2 separate regions of the Homo sapiens genome follow, and region 1 is linked to region 2. A link is an interaction called in ENCODE POLR2A ChIA-PET data of the cell type or tissue named here. Cell type or tissue: MCF 10A. All regions are shown on one strand. Links, peaks and the distances in the headings refer to the core of each region. The heading gives the core; the rest is flanking DNA. Region 1 overlaps PLEKHA1 (pleckstrin homology domain containing A1). Region 2 overlaps BTBD16 (BTB domain containing 16).

Evidence for each region. Peaks named below come from ENCODE experiments on the same cell type or tissue, not always from the same donor. Only the 100,000 strongest peaks of a DNase experiment are listed, where the experiment ranks them.
Region 1: POLR2A ChIA-PET joins it to region 2 with 10 read pairs; 4 of 35 experiments call an interaction of 5 or more read pairs at or near these places.

Annotation. Positions count from the first base shown.
Region 1 is chr10:122,417,792-122,426,934 of GRCh38, forward strand. PLEKHA1 (pleckstrin homology domain containing A1) reads left to right here. Exons shown (of 12, transcript NM_001001974.4): 8 at 109-177; 9 at 6,408-6,472; 10 at 7,105-7,168. Among named protein-coding and RNA genes, the nearest start is that of MIR3941, 5.4 kb to the left of the region's middle. In MCF 10A, for the core only: no CTCF peak of the experiment used is centred there; a DNase peak (open chromatin) is centred at 2,330.
Region 2 is chr10:122,319,990-122,329,132 of GRCh38, forward strand. The region is part of intron 10 of BTBD16 (BTB domain containing 16); the gene reads left to right. Among named protein-coding and RNA genes, the nearest start is that of PLEKHA1, 50 kb to the right of the region's middle. In MCF 10A, for the core only: no CTCF peak of the experiment used is centred there; a DNase peak (open chromatin) is centred at 4,562.

The DNA.
Region 1 (9,143 bases), core at 432-5,431, 96 kb after region 2:
CACTGCTTGGCATGTCTGATTGTGGGTTCATATCAGGGTAATTAAGTGGTGACTAACATTTGACATTCTTAGAAACACAAGTCTTATGTCTGTGTTCATCTCTGGTAGATGAAAAACTGGAAGAGAAGATATTTTCAATTGGATGAAAACACAATAGGCTACTTCAAATCTGAACTGGTATGTTGTTACGTCATAAATGTTGCTATAAGAATGTTTGAAAAGTGTTGCAATGTAGTGATTATATATAATTTCTTGTACTGTTCTGTAGTTTCAGAATAAGTCTAGTTTTTAGAGGTAAATATAGTTTATTTGGTTGTGATGCTTTTGGTTAATGATATTTTTCTTAAATACATTTTTAAGTAAAAAGATCCTATCTTCAAAGCAGCATTCCACCTTGAAAGATCTGAAGATCTCAGAATCCTCTAGTCTATAAATTTCCTCTAAAGGGGCTGTCCTCTTGGGGGGTTAGCCCCACGTGGAGTAGGGAGAGAAGGGCATCCACATGGGGAAGGGGTGGTGGCAGAGATGGGAGAATGGTCACATACACAGTGATTTATAAAATCAGGAACTATATTAAGTATAATAGAAGCCAAGTCTTTTCAGAGAAACAATACTTTTTGGTGAATGAATGTATATCTGTATATATGATGAGGAATGAGATATTTACATAGTTTCAAAGTACCTATCTACTAAAATAGGTATTAAGTATTGTACAAGGGGAAAAAGAGTAACATTACAGTGAGGAAAGTGGTGTAAAGAATTCTGTCTGTAAAAGTCAATATTTAACCCTCTGTATTTCTTTCTCTTGAGATTTTCTTTACCTATTTCACATTGACTCATAAATCACTTCACATAAGATGTTTTTATCTTCCCTGAAGGTAGAATCAGAAATTGAAATTCCCTCTTCGCCTTGTTTGAGTTGCATCCTTATTTAAAATATTGTAGGGTGATCTGAGTCCTGAAATAGCTTATTGGAGACATTGAATGCAATTCTGTAGTATAAATGTCTATCCTACGTCTTCTTTTTGTATGGGATCTTTGAGAAGGGAACTTATACTTTGTTTGAATGAAGTCACCAGAACAGCATTGTCCATTAGAACTTTCTGCACAAATGGAAATGTGCCGTATCTGTATTGTCCAAGGGCACTAGCTACATGTAGCTGTTGAGTGCTGGAAATGTGGCTAGTGTGACTGAGGAACTGACTTAATTTCATTTTAATTAATTTATATTTACATCATTACACACAATGGCCACTGTATTGGCCAGCAGAGCACTAGTGTATAGGAAGGGGATATTTTAAGATTCACCTCAGGAGTCAGCTCTTCTGGGAAGCTTTTAGACTCTGGGTTAAGTGTCTTCTCTTTATATGCCCTGTGGTACCCTATGCATACTTGTATCATAATGCTCTTCCCAGAGTTTTGCAATCACGTGCATTCTTGTCTTTGCAACTAAATTAAATGAGCTTCTTAAGGGTAAAGACTCTTGTAGTCTTTTATGATCACAGGGCCTGGCACTTGATAGACAATAAGTGTCTTTGAATGAATGAAAAATGGCATAGCATAGCAAGAAATGCCATTTTAGTATGGGGCTTTCTCAAAGCTTAAGAGCCTCAACTGGAAGTAGTAGTTACTTGGTTCAGAAAGTACCTGCCTTGTTGTCTCAGGAGGCTATCCTTGTGCTTGGTTAGCAGGTTGTCTCATAGATTTTATTTAAAGCCAATACTCCCGGGAAGAGTCATTCATGCAGCAGACATTCATTGAGCTCTCCATGAACCTGGTGCACTGTTCTGGGAACTGAAAATAAAAGAGAATAATTAGCAAAGTTCTCTGGCCTTCAGGAGTTCAGTTTTGGTGGGGAAATTGACGTGTGCCCCCATCATCAACAGTAGTTTTAATAATTAGGAATATTTTTAGTATTTAGAAATTGCAGATAAAGCTGAAAACCTTTAAAGGTCAGTAATTATAACTATACTTAAGTTTTCCTAATTTTACGGAGTATAGTTTATCTCCTATGGTAGTTCTTTGTTCTTCCTCTCAAATTTCACAGAATAATGCCCAGCATACAGGTTTTCAAAACTTAGTATTTCTGTAATAGTTCTTGTTTCAGCTCCCCCTCCCCCAGTTTTAACATTTCTGAAATCTTAGCAGTATGTCTTAGAGTTGCTAAGGACGAGGGGCAGCCAGGCTGCAGCTGTGCTGTAGTTGACTGCTTGCCATATGCACAGTACCTTTGGGTAAAATCCAGAAGACACCGGCATCAGCATGTGCAGAAAAGGGTGCTGGCAGCTTGGGAGGAAATCTCAGGGACACCATGAAACATTCTTAAATACTGCATCACCAACACTCTTTTTGGCACAAAGAATGGCTTGGAGTGAAAAATATGGACATTGGTGGCTCCAAGTCAAAAAGTGATTCAGAAGATCTGGAATCTGAATGTGAAATCTTAAAAACTATAACCAGTTTATCTTGTCTATATTTTTCTTTTTTATATATGCTCAAGAATAATATATGATAAAAATGTTTAAAGTGTAAATGGGCTCTTTTATAAAACCTTTTCATCATGGAAAAGTGTAAACATACCCTTTTAGTAGATAGAAATAATACATGGAACCTGCATATACCCATCACCTAGATGTCATAATTGTTAACACATGGCTCAGCTTGTCTTGTTTCTTCTGTTTCACCACCCACTTCCTGCTTCATATTTTGAGGCAAATCCTAGATGTCTCCCATTTCATCTGTAAATATCTCAGTGTGTATCTCTAAAAGATCATTTAAAAATTTTAAAAATAAGTATAAAAGACTTAAGTGCACAGCCGAAAAATTGGTGAAAATATTTGCAACATGTATTAGAGATAAAACTTACAAGGAATCTTAAAAACTGAGGGGATTTTTCCTCACCTACTTTGCTCTCTTTTCCTTCCATCAATCTGAAATGACTCAGACTCTAATTTATTAGGTGAGGCAAAGCAACATAGGCATCCAAGAGGAACCAGTGTAGCTTTGTGTGGGTGTCAGAGCCCACGCAGGACAAGGAGGCTGTCCTCTTGGGGGGTTAGCCCCACGCGGAGTAGGGAGAGAAGGGCATCCACATGGGGAGGGGTGGTGGCAGAGATGGGAGAATGGTCACATACACACTGATTGATAAAATCAAGAACTATATTAAGGATAATAGAAGCCAAATCTTGTCAGAGAAACAATACTTTTTGGTGAATGGATGTATATCTGTATGTATGATGAGGAATGAAATATTTACATAGTTTCAAAGTACCTGTCTACTAAAATAGGTATTAAGTGTTGTACAAGGGGGAAAAGAATAACATTACAGTGAGGAAACCTGGCAGATACCACTTTACTCAGGTGGTCAGATGATTAAAGTGAATGTCATTGGTAATGAGGTAAATTGAAATCACCTGACAGGATAGTGGAAGACGAAGACAGCATCACTTCTGTGAAATCCCTGCCCAAGGTATGTAATCAGAATCCCATCATGAGGCACACCCAAATGAGGGACATTCTACAAAATAACTACCTTGCAATCTTCATAGAGTGAAGATTATGAAAGTCAAGGAATAATGAGGAACTGTTCCAGACTGAGGGAAAGAAAATATTTGACAAGCAGATGGTATTCGTGCTTCTGAACTGAATTCTTTTGCTCTAATAAAAGACATTTTGGGCACAGTTTTCTGATTCTGATGATTGTATTGTGATTATGTAAGAGAATGTAGGAAAAGTATTCAGGGGTAGTGTGGGACAGGTCAGCAACTCACTCTGAAATGGTTCAGGAAAATCAGTTCTTTATGCTGTATTTTCAATCCTTGTATAAATTCGTGTTTGTTTCAAAGATTAAAAAAAGAGAGAAAATGGAGGGGAAAATACCTGGTAGGCAAATGAACAAAAGACATGAATAGGCAATTCATTTAAAAATTAAAATAGGTCTTAAAATATTTAAAAAAATTCAGCATCACTGATAATTAGAGAAATGCAAATTAAAACTGCAATGAAATATTCTCATCTGTCATGAGAAGGTTGTGGCTGAGTTAAGAGATTGGCAAATCCCCACCCACCCTGCCCAAAAGCAACTGTAAATGCCATTCTGTAAACAAAAGGAATCAGGAACCCTTGGTGATGTGACTGATTTCAGAGCTGGGGCAGATAAAGTACAAGCTGAGCTCAGAAAGTGAAGTTGTGCCAGAGGATAAGGAAGTGGCTCAGAGAATGAATGGAACATGTCAAAAGGACACAGAAATTACCTTGAAGGAGCTGACCAAAATGCAGACAATTTAAACAACAAAATAAGTAATGATAGTAATGGAATATAACCCATAGAATAAAAATGAGTCATAAATAAATAAATGGAGAAGGAAAAATATTTCCTTAGAGTAAAATTCTATTTAATATATGTAGATGGATTGATGGGGTTAGAAAAATCACCATTTGGCAGCCACTAGTAATGGTTTCAGGCAGGAGTTTTCAGGGTTTGATAAAACTAGTTGCAAAATTATGATGGGAAACCTGGTATTACTATAGGTTCCAGGTATCTCCCCACAAGATACTTAACAGTGACAAAGGGAAAAAGTAATTTTACAGCTACTGGCAAACATGACCTTAAGCAACAGATCAGGGTTAACACACCAGTGACAGGACAAGCCACCATCGGGTGTGTACCTCCTAATAGTGGTCCACTGAGAAGAACAGTGTCATGTCTGTGGCTTCCTGTCAAAAGTGTATAAACTGAATCTCAGCACGAATAACAGGCAAACCCAGACTGGGAGGTGTTCTACAAAAATAACTGGCCTGCACTTCTTTAAACTCTGAAAAACGAATGAAGAACTATTCCACAGTTAAAGGCGACATGACAGCTACATACATGGTATGATCCTGGATTTAACTCTGGATCAGAAAATGGTTTTTGTGCTGTAAAGAATACAGGTAGGGCAATTAATGAAATCTGAAGATGGTCTGTAGATTATAGTATTGCATCAGTGTTGAGTTTCCAGTTTTCATAATTGCACTGTGGTTATGCAAGAGCACATCCATGTTTTAGGAAATACACACTGAAGCGTTTAGTAAAGGTACATCATATTTACAACTTAACCTTCAAGCATTTCAGGAATCTATATATATACATATACTCTGTCACACACATATATAAACATAAACAGATAATGATAAAGCAAATGTAAAATATCAACAGTTTAGAAAACAAGGTGTAGGTTATGCAGAAATTCTTTGTACTGTTTTTCTCAGTCTCTTATTAAGTGTGAAATTATTTCAAAATTAAACTATTTTGTAAAACTTTTTAAAAAAGATCTATGATTTTTTTTTTTTTTTTTAAAAAAGCACTCCCAGCTGGGCGTGGTGGCTCACGCCTGTAATCCTAGCATTTTGGGAGGCCAAGGTGGGCAGATCACCAGAGGTCAGGAGTTTGAGACCAGCCTAGCCAACATGGTAAAACCCCATCTCTACTAAAAGTACAAAAATTAGCTGGGCGTGGTGGCAGGCGCCTGTAATTTCAGCTACTTGGGAGGCTGAGGCAGGAGAATTGCCTTGAACCCAGGAGGCGGAGGTTGCAGTGAGCCAAGATCGTACCATTGCACTCTAGCCTGGGCAACAAGAGCGAAACTCCATCTCAAAAAAAAAAAAAACAAAAAAAACAACAACACTCTGTCATGGTTTAGTTTTATTTTTGGTGCTACATAAAGTAATGGTATGTCTTAATCTCACGCTGTCATATTCAATGAAATATGTATATTGTATTTTATGGAATGTATACTAGAAATATGCTATTAGGAACCAGTTTTATATTTGTATCTTATATCTACTTTGTAACCTTGGGTGAGATACTTAACATGTCTAATCTGCAGTTTCAGCACATGAATAGTAGTACATGTGTTGTAGGGTTGGGGAAAGTGTGAGATAAAACATTTAAAAGCTAGCAGATGTCTCAGCACTTAGTAAACATTCAATTTTGTATTTATATAAAAGTGATATTTGTAAAATCACAAATTTAAGTCAAAGAAGCAGGATGTGCACTTGCTCTGCTGCCTTGTATATCAAAGTGACATTCCAGAAAAGGAGATGCTGTGCATACTGGTACGTGGGTCCGTCGGGGAAAGTCTGATGGCTAATAGCTTTTAATTAGTTACACTGCCCTTAAGGCCAGAAATAATGTGAATAAGGGCCGTATGCAGTTTTTCTTGTTTCAAACAACAGTGTATATAAGGTTATAGTGTTTGAGCTATTCAGATGCTGGATGGTTTAAGAAGGTAGATTTATTTCTGAGATGTGCTTCAGAAAAGAAGTGTGATTTTCACATGGGTCTTCAAATAAGACAGCTAACCTTTGAAAGGATTTTAAGAATAAACATCATGTAACTGTTTTTTTTTTTTTTTTTTTTTTGCCAGGAAAAGGAACCTCTTCGTGTAATACCACTTAAAGAGGTTCATAAAGTCCAGGAATGTAAGCAAAGGTAAGGAACCGCTCTGACTTGATGCCTGGCACAAGTTATAAACACAGAATAGTGCCTTAGTTTGAGTAATGTACTTACAGATTACATTTTTCCATATTAATTGTAGTTATTTTTAACTCTTTATAGTTGAGATACACTAGAATTTTCAAAACCCTCAGAGTAAAGTATTGAACTACTTTGTTCATTTGAAAACTAAAAATTAGGAAAGAATCGTTTATTTGTTTCTTTGAAAACTAAAAATACAGAAACAGCTTACTAATGGAAAGGAATAAATTTAATGTGAACAACTTATGGTTAGGCCATCAGATTTGACAAATTGATGTATTAAGTGTTTAAAAGATGCAGTAGAATAGAGCTTCACAAGAAAATGTGTTAGCTGTGACAGTGTTTCACCAAACTGATTACTAAAAACTCTGAACTTTAAAGTTGCTTTGTGAACTTTTTCTAAAAGTGAAACTACATGAAATATGTAAAATCTTACATTAAAATAAATGGGAAAAGATAATTTGGGTTTGCTAAATCAGTGCTTTACCTCATTTATTTATTGACGCATACTGGGTACTGGGTAAACAAATGAAAGAGAAACTCAAACAACTGCTATTTAAGTATAATTGGATTTTTTTTTCATACAGCGACATAATGATGAGGGACAACCTCTTTGAAATTGTAACAACGTCTCGAACTTTCTATGTGCAGGTAAGATGCTTATTTGGCAATTAATAGATCCTCCTAAAAAGAAATTAATAATATTAGAGGTGAAATAAACATAAACAAGCTTGTTGCACTTGAGGTTAAAAAAATATGACAACTGTAATTCACCAGCTTAATAAAAGGGTACTGTATATAGAGTTATTGGTGGGGTTATATGTTCAGGAAGTGGGAGTATTTGTTATGAATTAGTGAACTAGAACTAAGTATTTAGAGAAAGGGAAATGCTTTTAATTTAGATGTTAAGTGTGTACTTTCAAGTTGGATTATTTTTGCACATGTTTTAGAATTTTGATTTTTCTATTATATCATTTTTTGGTAACCTTATTAAAAAAACCCATAGTAAAAGTAGACAGTAGATTTATATAGTTTCACTAATAGTAGGCATCCTGTATTTAAGTTTAAATTGTACTTTTTGCATACTTCATTGAATTATTTAAATGGAAAATTTTAAAAAAAGATTTGGGCCGGCTGTGTTGGCTCACACCTGTAATCCCAGCACTTTGGGAGGCCAAGGCAGGCACATCGCTTGAGTCCAGGAGTTCGAGACCAGCCTGGGCAACATGGCAAAACCCCATCTCTACTAAAAATACAAACATTAGCCAGCCGTGGTGGTGTGCAGGCTTGTAATCCTAGCAACTTGGGAGGCTGAGGCACGAGAATCGCTTGAACCCAGGAGGTGGTTACAGTGAGCTGAGATCGTGTTACTGCACTCCAGCCTGGGTGACAGAGACCCTGTCTCAAAAAAAAAAAAAAAAAAAAAATCAAAAAGGGATGATTTGTTTTTGTTTTATTGAAGTTAAATATGCTTATTCCAGAAAACTTGGAAAATATAGAAAGATTTCAGAAAAATGTGGCTTATAAAACATTCAGTCCCACATTGAGGCAACCATTCTTATGATTTTGCTCCCTTTCTTAAGGTATATATTTTTATAATAGGTGGGGTCATACTAAATATAGTGTTATATCCTATTTGTTTCATATATTGTTATTTTTTTCCCATGTCATTAAAAATTATCTGAAAACCTTTTAGAACTGCACCATACTCCATTGATGTTCCACCAGTAAATTGTGTCTGTATTACTCTGTTGCTGTATTGTGTCTGTGTTACTCTGTTCATGTGCATAGTTTTTGTACATTTACTGTAATAAAATGATGAAAAACATCTTTGTGCATTACTTTGCCTGATTTCTTTAGGGTAAGTTTCTAGATCGAGATTAACTATCAGAGCATGACCCTTTCTATTTTGTCAAATTGATTTCTAGAATTGTATTTCCATTAGTAATGAATGAAGTATACTCTACCTTTGGCTACTTGTATTTTTTTTTTTTTTTAGTCTTTGTTAATATTACTTATTCAAAAATATTCTGCATTTTAAACTTTTTCATATTTCTAGATTCTAGAAGTGTAAGGGATTCTAGAATCTAGAAACAAGAGGCAGTATCTCTGCACCCCGATTGGGGCCTTATTTAATTGGATTAATTTCATAGTAAGGTTTAAAATTCACATTGAAAGCCAGACGTATCTGTCAATACTTATTGTAGGATTTAGGGTACTACTAGAAATTATTTCCAGAAAAATATGTAAAAGAATGTCAGAATTTTTAAAAATTACACAACTACATAAATATTCTTGTAGCAGATTCAGACAGTGTAGCAGTAGGTAGAGTGAAATAAGAAGGGTTTTTCTTGGACTTCCTCCTCTCCTTGTTTTCTGTCTGGAGGTATTCATTATTGACGCCTGTTGATGGGTCTGATCTTGACATTGAAGTGCTCAATTTATGTCTCTGTGTAGTTAAGACCTAGCAAAACCTGGCTTTAAAAAAATGATTTCTAAATTTTTTGGAAACAGTTGCCTTAGAGTGATTTTGTTGATGACAGTATTTTAAGTTATCAAAATAAATACATTGGCTGTATAGAAGTAGGTGATTTTGAGAAAAAATTGTTTGAATGAGTTCTTTTTT
Region 2 (9,143 bases), core at 1,744-6,743:
ATTTCTGATTGTTCTTTGCTATTATGTAGAAATACAGTATTAATTTTTTTACATTGACTTTGTATTATACAACCTTAGTAGAACTCAATTGTACTTCTAGAAACTTTTTTATAGATTCCTTAGGAATCTACATAGGCAATCATATCACCTGTAAAAAAAGACAATTTTATTTCTTCCTTTCTATCTGTATGCCTGTTTTTGTTCTTGCCTTATTACACTGAATACAATATTCAGTACATTGTTGATCAGAAGTGGTGAGAGAGTGGACCTTCTTGCCTTGTTCTAGAATACAGGAGGAAATAATTTAATCTTTCATTATTAAATAAAATTTTAACTATAGGTTTTTTATAGATACCCTTTATCATGTTGAGGAGGTTCCTTTTATATCTAGTTTGATGATAAATTTTATCAGGAATAGATGTTTTATTTTATCAAATGTTTAGTTTGCCCTTCTTTTCCTAGTTTCACAGGTGGAAATTTAAGTCATTGGTTTAAGACTTTTTTTTCTAAGTGTTTAGTGCTATAAATTTCCCTCTAATTATTGCTTTAGCTGCATCTCAGAAATTTTGATATGTTGTGTTTTAAACTTCATTCAGTTCAAAATACTTTCTAATTTTCCCTTTGAGTTCTTCTTTGACCTATGGATTATTTAGAACTGTGTTCTTTGTTCTGCAAATATTTGAGGATTTTCTAGATATCTTCCTGTTACTGTTTTCTAACTTAATTCCATTGTTATCAGAGAAAATGCTTTGTATGATTTTAGTTCTTTTAAATTATTGAGACCTGTTTTATGGCTCACAATATGATCTCTCTTGGTAAAAATTTTTTAAAAGTCTTTATGATTGTATTTTATGTCTATTTTTAAAAATTTCAACTTTTATTTCAGATTTAGGGGGTACATGTACAGGTCTGTTACATGGATATATTACATGATGCTCAGGTGCGGTACAATGGACCCTGTCACCCAGGTACTGAGCATAGTACTCAATAGGTAGTTTTCCAGCCTTTGTCTCCCTCCCTCCCCACTCTAGTAGTCCCTACTTTCTATTATTCCCATCTTTATGTTCATGTGTACCCAATGTTTAGCTTCCATTTATAAGTGAGAACATACGGTATTTGGTTTTCTGTTTCTGCATTAATTCACTTAGGATAATGGTCTCCATCTGCATTCATGTTGCTGCAAAGAACATAATATATATATTTTTTAATGGCTGTGTGGGATTCCATGGTATATATGCACTACATTTTCTTTATCCAATCCACCACTGATGGACACCTAGGTTGATTCCATGTCTTTGCTATTGTGAATAGTGCTGTGATGAACATATGCCTGCATGTGTCTTCTTGGTAGAATGATTTATTTTCCTGTGGGTATATACCCAGTGATGGGCTTGTTGGGTCAAATGGTATAGTGCAATTTTCAGTTCTTTGAGAAATCTCCAAACTGCTTTCCACAGTGGCTGAACTAATTTACATTCCCACCAACAGTGTGTAAGTGTTCCCTTTTCTCCACAGCCTTGCCAACATTTCTTACTTTTTGACTTTTTAATAATAGCCATTCTGGCTAATATAAGATGGTATCTCACTGTGGTTTTGATTTGCATTTTTCCGATGATCAGTGATGTTAAACATTTTTGCATATGTTTGTTGGCCACTTGTATATCTTCTGTTGAAAAGTATTTGCTCGTGTACTTTTTCTACTTTTTAATGGAGTTGTTTTTTGCTTGTTGATTTGTTTAAGTTCCTTATAGATTTGGGGGTATTATACCTTTGTTGGATGCATAGTTTTTGTGTTTACTCTGTTGATAGTTTCTTTTGCTGGGCAGAAGCTCTTAAGTTTGATTAGGTTCCACTTGTCAATTTTTGTTTTTATTGCAATTGCTTTTGAGGACAATCACAAAATTTTTTGAAAAGACTGATATCCAGAAAGATATTTCCTAGGTTTCTTCTAGGATTTTTATAGTTTTAGGCCTTACATTTAAGTCTTTAATCCACTTGGTAAATGTTTATTATGTTTTTAGTATCTATAGAATTTGTTGTGATGGCCCTCTTTTCATATCAGATATTGATAATTTGTATATTTCTCTTCTTTCTTTCCTCGATCAGCATTGATAGAGGTTTATTTTATTCATTTTTTTAAAAAACACCTTTTGACTTGACACACCTGTTGATATTTTTCAATTGTATGTTTTCTATTTCATTAATTTTTCTCTTCGTTATTTCCTTCTACTTTCTTCAAGAATTGATATTCTTTTTCTAACCTCTTGAAATGGGTATTTAGATATCTGATTTCCAGGCTTTCTTCTTTTCTGATTTAGAGCTATACGTTTCCTTTAACTGCATCCCACGAGTTTTGATATAATATGCATGAGTATGGTGTATTGGGTCAGGAGTGGGGGTGGCTTTATCGGACATTCTAGTAGGAGACAGGTGGGTGGAGAAAGTGAGGAGGCCTAGGGAACAGTTGCCACTCTCTCCATGAGGGGCAAAGGGTCTGAGCTCTGGTGATATCAAGAAGATGGAGTGGAAAGAGTGTCCATAAGAACAAATATGGTAGCAAGAGAATTAATTATTCATCTGGTTCACCTAGCTAGAGAAGGAGATGAAAGAAGATGTGAGAAGCAGCCCATTGCAGTTTGGAATCCACGGTGATTTATACAGAAATATGGCACCTGTGGAAGATGATCTTATTTTGGATTAATTATGGTGAATTTAGAGAGATCAACTCGTTTATCAGGAGCTCAGGGGTTTGGTGTATTTCAGAAGCCATCTTGCTAGAGTGATCCACTGTGCCTCCACACTTGGCTCAGTTATCCCCAAGGAAACCCTCCAAGAGTACCCTCTCTCCCCACAGTCTGATTCAGATGCTCAGTCTCTGGGCTCCATAGTATTGCATGCCCATCTCTGTAAGCTTTCTCACTTGTAAATAAAATAATTATTGGGATTATCTGTTCCTAAGCATGGCTCCCGCACTGGCCATTTGCAGCAAGGGCTGTGTCTTACTCCCTTTACCCTCCCAGTCCTCAATCTTTCATTAAAGAACAGCTTCTAGCTGTTGACTAAGTACTGAATGAATGGTGCTTTGAATGTTCTTTAATGGTGGTTTTAACCTCTGAAATATTTCACTTTAACTCTGAAAATTACTCTAAATTGCATGTCAGGTACACAGTGTAAGAAGGAATATAGTGACTTTCTGGCCAGTTGTTTAGTGTTAAATGGAAACAAGTGTCATGTTTACAGAGTGATAGCTTGAAGTGCACAAAGCATGGGCTGGTTTCAGTCCTGCTGGGTATGGATTTGATCTTGATTTGCAACTTTCTCCCTCCAGCCTTAGGCATTACGGTGTGTGTGCTACATTTCAAGTGGAACAGTCTTCTCAGGGCCTAGGGATGACTCTCCAGTTGCTTTGTGTATGCTCAGGCTCAGCAGGAGATTGACAAGTAGCTTCTTGTTGCTTCTTATGTGTCCTTTTATGGTATGTGGGACAGGGCTGGATCTGAATGACTGCTAGAAGGGTGGAGAATTCAGTCCTCAATCAGGTGAAATTGGTCAGTATTATTAGAAGCAGAAAATGTCTTCCCACCTTCAAAAACCCTTCTGCAGGAGGATAGTGTAGAACTCTTCTTGTGATTATACTAATTGAAATGAGTGGCAGTTTGGGAGCTACAGGACAGCAAAATGCATTCAGTTCATGTCAGTTTGTAAATTACTCACTTTACTAAATCAAAGAAGGTCGATGCTGGAAAGTGCCTTAGAGATCATCTGGTCTCACCCTTTCATTTTGCAGTTGAATAAGCTAAGGCCCAGGGATAATGAGGAGGTTACTTAGGCTCCTTTTGCAAATTGATGGTGGTCCTGGGGTTGACCTTGGTCTTCTAGGTCTTCTGACACTCTTAGCTCTTAGGATCAAGGGCAAATCATAACAGACATGTAATTCTAATCCTTAGCTGATTTATAATCACTAAATAGGTATCTCTCAGACACTGAAGGGTAGATTCTGGCAATGAGCTTCCACCTCACCAGAGGGAAGTAATTTGAATGTAGCCAATGAAGCCAATTCCCATATGATCCCAACTTCTAGATTCCCCTGATTCTCCAGCTGAGTCTCTTCTTTCCTGTGCCCTACCCAAATCTGACCCAGCCTTTACAGAGCTTGACAAAGCCGGTTCCAGAAAGCCTTCTCTGATCTCACTTGTGCACTGGATGAATTCCTCCTCTTAGCTCCTCTTTGCGGAGAGAAAAAGAGCATGTGCTGGCTGCATGGGTGTGCACTGGTGAACCCAACAGCACCTTCCCCCACCCATTCCCCCCACATACTATTCCCAAGGGACCGCAGGGGGAAACTTTTAAGGAGAGCTTCCCTGCCATGCCCTGTACCATGGGTGCCCTGAGCCCACTGATTTCTTGAGGGCAATGTGCTATGATGCTGTGTCCCCAGGGTGGGCGAGGCCATGTGCCTCTTGTGATTCATGAATGGCATTTGCAGATGTAGCCAGAGTTAGCATGAAACTGGGCAACCCTGGTGTGTCAACACTGATCTCTTTACCAGCACATTAATTTTGAAATATCCCATGAGTCATGGACATTAGGGCCATTAAATTGTTCTCTTTTAGAATAGCTCAACAAAGCCTTGTGCAGGGAGGTTGGTATATTCTGGGTCAAGAGGATTTCTCATTATCTGACGTTCATGCTTCTTGCCTTGTTGTGTCTTCTCTTGCTCTGAGAGGTGATGACTCTGCTCCCCTTTAACTTGGATCTCTGGAACCTGAGTCTCTCTTGTTCTCAAGGTCCCTAAATATTATGCTTAGTTCTTACTAACTTTCCACTTCCGCCATGTTGCTTCTTGGCTTCCCAGGCATATTGAGAAGCACCAAAACATACCTTCAACAATAAGCATGGAGAAGTGGAAGGAGCACAAGAGTCTGGGTGTAGGAGTTTCTTAAAAAGGGCAGCTGTGGTTATGATTAGACAGGATTTCCCTTTGTGCTAGGGTCAGGACCATCTTGACAGACAGAAGGACATTGAACTTGGTCTCAGTGAAAAGCTGATAGGTCATGGTGACAGCAGACAGGACCACATGGGCATGGAGATAGTGGCATAGACTGGCCTGTATGTGCAGCAAGTGTGTGTGAGCATGTGCACCAGGGCTGGCCCTACTGGCCTAGAAGATAAGTTGTGGGTGAATGGAGGGATGGGATGATGGAAATGAGGCTGGAAAGTTGGCAGGGACCAGGTCATTCATCCAATTAATTCACCCAACATATTGCAAGTTAAGTGCCAGGCACTATAAAAGACACCAAGAGTACAACAATAAACAATGCAGACACAAACCCTGTCATCATGGAGCTTGCAATCTAGGAGCAGAGACAAGCAATAAATCAGATGTATGTTAGAAGAAGTCAGCCCCGAGTCTCAGCCCCACCTCTGCCATTCACTGCCTGTAGACTTTGGGCAAGCACCCTAAGCACCGTGCATGGAGGTAACAACACACACTCACCAGGACTGATGGGTAGGTCAGCCCTGACTCAAAGAAAAGGCCCAGGACAGCATGTGACAGGGGTTCTAAAATGTGGTGACCTTTGGTAGGTTATGATGTGGGGGTGGCAGCAGGAATTATTGTTTCATTTACCACACTTGAGTGTTAGGAGCCAAGAGGACCATTTCCTGGTTTTGTATATATAGATAGATAGATTTTTTTTTTTTTGAGATGGAGTCTCGCTGTGTTGCCCAGGCTGGAGTGCAGTAGCATGATCTTGGCTCACTGCAACTGCTGCCTCCCATGTTCAAGCAATGCTCCTGCCTCAGCCACCCGAGTAGCTGGGATTACAGGCACCCACCACCATGCCTGGCTAATTTTTGTATTTTTAGTAGAGATGGGGTTTTACCATATTGGCCAGGCTGGTCTCCAACTCCTGACCTCAGGTGATTCACCCACCTCGGCCTCCCAAAGTGCTGGGATTACAGGCGTGAGCCACTGTGGCTGGCCTCCATTTTCTGGTTCTTTGATTTCAGGAGTGTCCCAAGTCTTCTATGCTGAGTTATATTTTGAGAAAAAAAAAAAGCCATTTTCTCTTCTCATTGTGAGTTATTGCCCTAAAATGTGTATTTTTTTCAAACGTTGTCTTAAAATTTAATATGTTAGTTCAGGTGTTTCTCAAATAAGCAAAGTCACTTTTAACCCTAATGTCTTTTTTCAACTGGGGCAAAATATGCATAGCATGAATTTTTCCCATGTGAACCATTCTTACGTGTTCAGTTCAGTGGCGTTAAGTTTATTCGCATTGTTGTGCAGCCATCTCCAGAACTTTTCCATCTTCCCAAACTGAAACTCTACCCATGAAACAACTCCCATTCCCCTTCCCCAGCCCCTGGCAGCCACCGTTCTACTTTCTGTCTCTACGAATTTGATGACTCTAGGTACCTCATAGAGTAGAATCATCCAGCATTCACCCTTGCGCCTGGCTTACTGCTTCCAGGTTCATCATGCTGTAGCATATATGTATGTTAAGGCTAAAATCTGAAGTGCTTGGACTATCAGAGCTGTGGGCCTGATACTCGCAGGAAGGGTGGAAGGCTCCAGCAGATGACAGGGTAGAGGAAGTGAGAAAGTTGTGGCGAAGAGCACCTCTAAAATACAATATGTACCCATCAGAGGGAGACTTGTCCCCAGGTACTGTCTTTCCGAGTCTATGGGAGATTTGTCCCCAGGGTCTGGCAAGTAGGACCCAGGGCCAACCTGGATGTATCTTTCAGTAGCAAGGAACTGTGAACTGTCTTCCCTAGAGGGGTCATGCCCCAGGGTTTCTCAGTGAACTTTGGGAGGCATAGACCATCGCCTGAAGGTGTCTCAAAAAAATAAGTGCTAAACCAAAAGAGGTCTTTGCACAAACAGAGCGCAGTACCAGGGAAACCATGCCAGTCTTTGAGTCCACCAGTGTAGCCAAGCACTGTAGTCCCCAGACTTAGCAGCTGCTTGCTCCCTCCCATCTTACGTGACACCATGTGAATGTACTCACCACTGGACCAGAGAGGAGCAGGTGCCTCCGCTCCCAGACAGTTAAGTGGCGCCAAGTAAAATGGAAAATGTGCTGGACTAGCCCTGAGTGGCCTGTGTAGGACACTGGCTCTAAGACAGTGGACCTTGCTAGGCTCCCAGAGCCGGGTTATATTGATCAGTTCTGAGGGTGGACCACAACCCTTAGATCCTTTGAGATTTCAGGAAATCAGAAGCTGAGGACACCACTTTCTATCTTTGAGGTGGCCCATAACTTGGGTGATTTGGAGGGTGGCAATGATGATGAATACCACCAGGAACAATTGCCTGCATTTGATGCTGCTTGAGTCCATTCACTTTCCCTGGGGCGGGAGGACAATGGTGGTGCTTATAGATGTTGAGGACTCACTGGGAGCCAGCAGCTGGCCCAAGCCCTTCCCAAACACTGTCAGCTTTACTCCTCCCTTCTCCCCAAGGCACCACCTGTGGCTACTGCTCCCACTTGACAGAGGAGAGTGAAGCTCTGAGAGGCCCGGTCACAGGACTGTGGCTGGCTGGGCTGGGACGGGACCCTGGTCTGCCTGCCTCGGGGGTCCCAGCTTGGTTGGATGATGAGATGACTCATGGCCTCTCCATGTCATCCACAAAAGTGGGCATCATTGCCACTTCCCAGAGGCCCCAAGGGGTCATAAAGTCCAACAAGCTGTCTCAACAAAGCTGTTTCCAAATCCTCTGGGACAGGATGGCTGTCCAGAGAGGCCCTGGCTGAATGGCCTTCGAGTCTGAGTGCCTCTCAAAGGGAGGATCAGGGTCTCGGTTCCTCTTGCCCCTGCCAGCAGCCTTGCCATGCCAAGGCACATCAGCAGAACCGGCGTCTGGAGCTTCCTGGTGGAGGGCAATGCTTTCCTCCAGATGGGGCCTTTCCTTTCTGGAACTGAATCTGTATTTCAGCCACAGCTCCAGCCGGGGCCCACTGCTTAGGGCAGCACCCGGCTGTGGAGCGCTGGCCATAGGTGCTGGCTTGTCCCCAGAGCACTGGGCAAGGCTAGGGAGGACGGCGTCAGCTTGGCCCCTTCTTGCCCCTTGGAACCTGCTGCCCAGCCATGATGACGCCTCAGCTGTTCCTCCATGACATGATGAAAAATAGGCAGAAGAAGGAGGAGGCTCAGATCATCTGAGGAAAGGAAGTGAGCGAGTGTTATTTGTCCCACGAAGATGTCAGTGTTTTCAGGGCACAGGCACCGCACCCACCAGCCCCGGCTCCACTTACCCTCGGTAATGGAGGGCTGGTTCCAGAACCAATAGTTCTGCACTCCTGAAAGCATCCGCCTGACCTTATTTATGGCTGCTCTGTCCACCTCCAGAGACAGGCACAGGGTAGATACTGGTAAATAACCCTTGAATTGAATCAGAACTCACTTGTCTTTGTGCCTACAACTTTTCTGCACCTCTAGGCCTATCTTCTGGGATCACTGGCGTGGAGCAGTTGGGCGGTCCCAGGAATTCCCAGATCTTATGAAAATAAACGGTTCCGGGAAAGCTGGCGGGCATCTCTGACAGAAGGGACCACAGGGCCAGTGGTGCCCTCTGTCCAGCTGGGACAGGGTGTGACTTGGACACCACTCTTGATTTACGGAAAAATAATCTACAAGTACCCTGGGTGGGTCCTATGCAGGCTCTGCCTTGAGGGAGTGACTGCATTTCCAAAGGGACTTGGAAAGATTGTTCCCCATTGTCCCCATTTATGAAAAGTGACCATTTTTGTGAAGTGAGTTATTTCAAAAGAAGGGCAGGGAATGCGTGTCTGTGTGTGCGTGTCTTCTCAAAAAGAACTGGATCTTCTCAACCCAGCGCTGAACTTCAGCTCCGTGAGGAAGTTAACTGGAGCTTGGTATTAACACTGAGTATAGCAGAACTGATCCTGAAACCAGCTGCTAAAACTAGTTCCCCACACAGCCGTTCTCTTCTTCTTTTTAATTTTTTCAGAAAGCACTTTTGCAGCGCCTAATTTGGTCACTTACTGGAAGGGCAGCGTATGTACAGGGGGAGTCAGGAGTCCCGGGTTCCAGTCCGAGCTGAGCCTCTTTTTCCCATCTGTAAAATGGAGCTCACTATCCTTGCCCCGTCTGCCCCACAAGAAGTTTGTGAG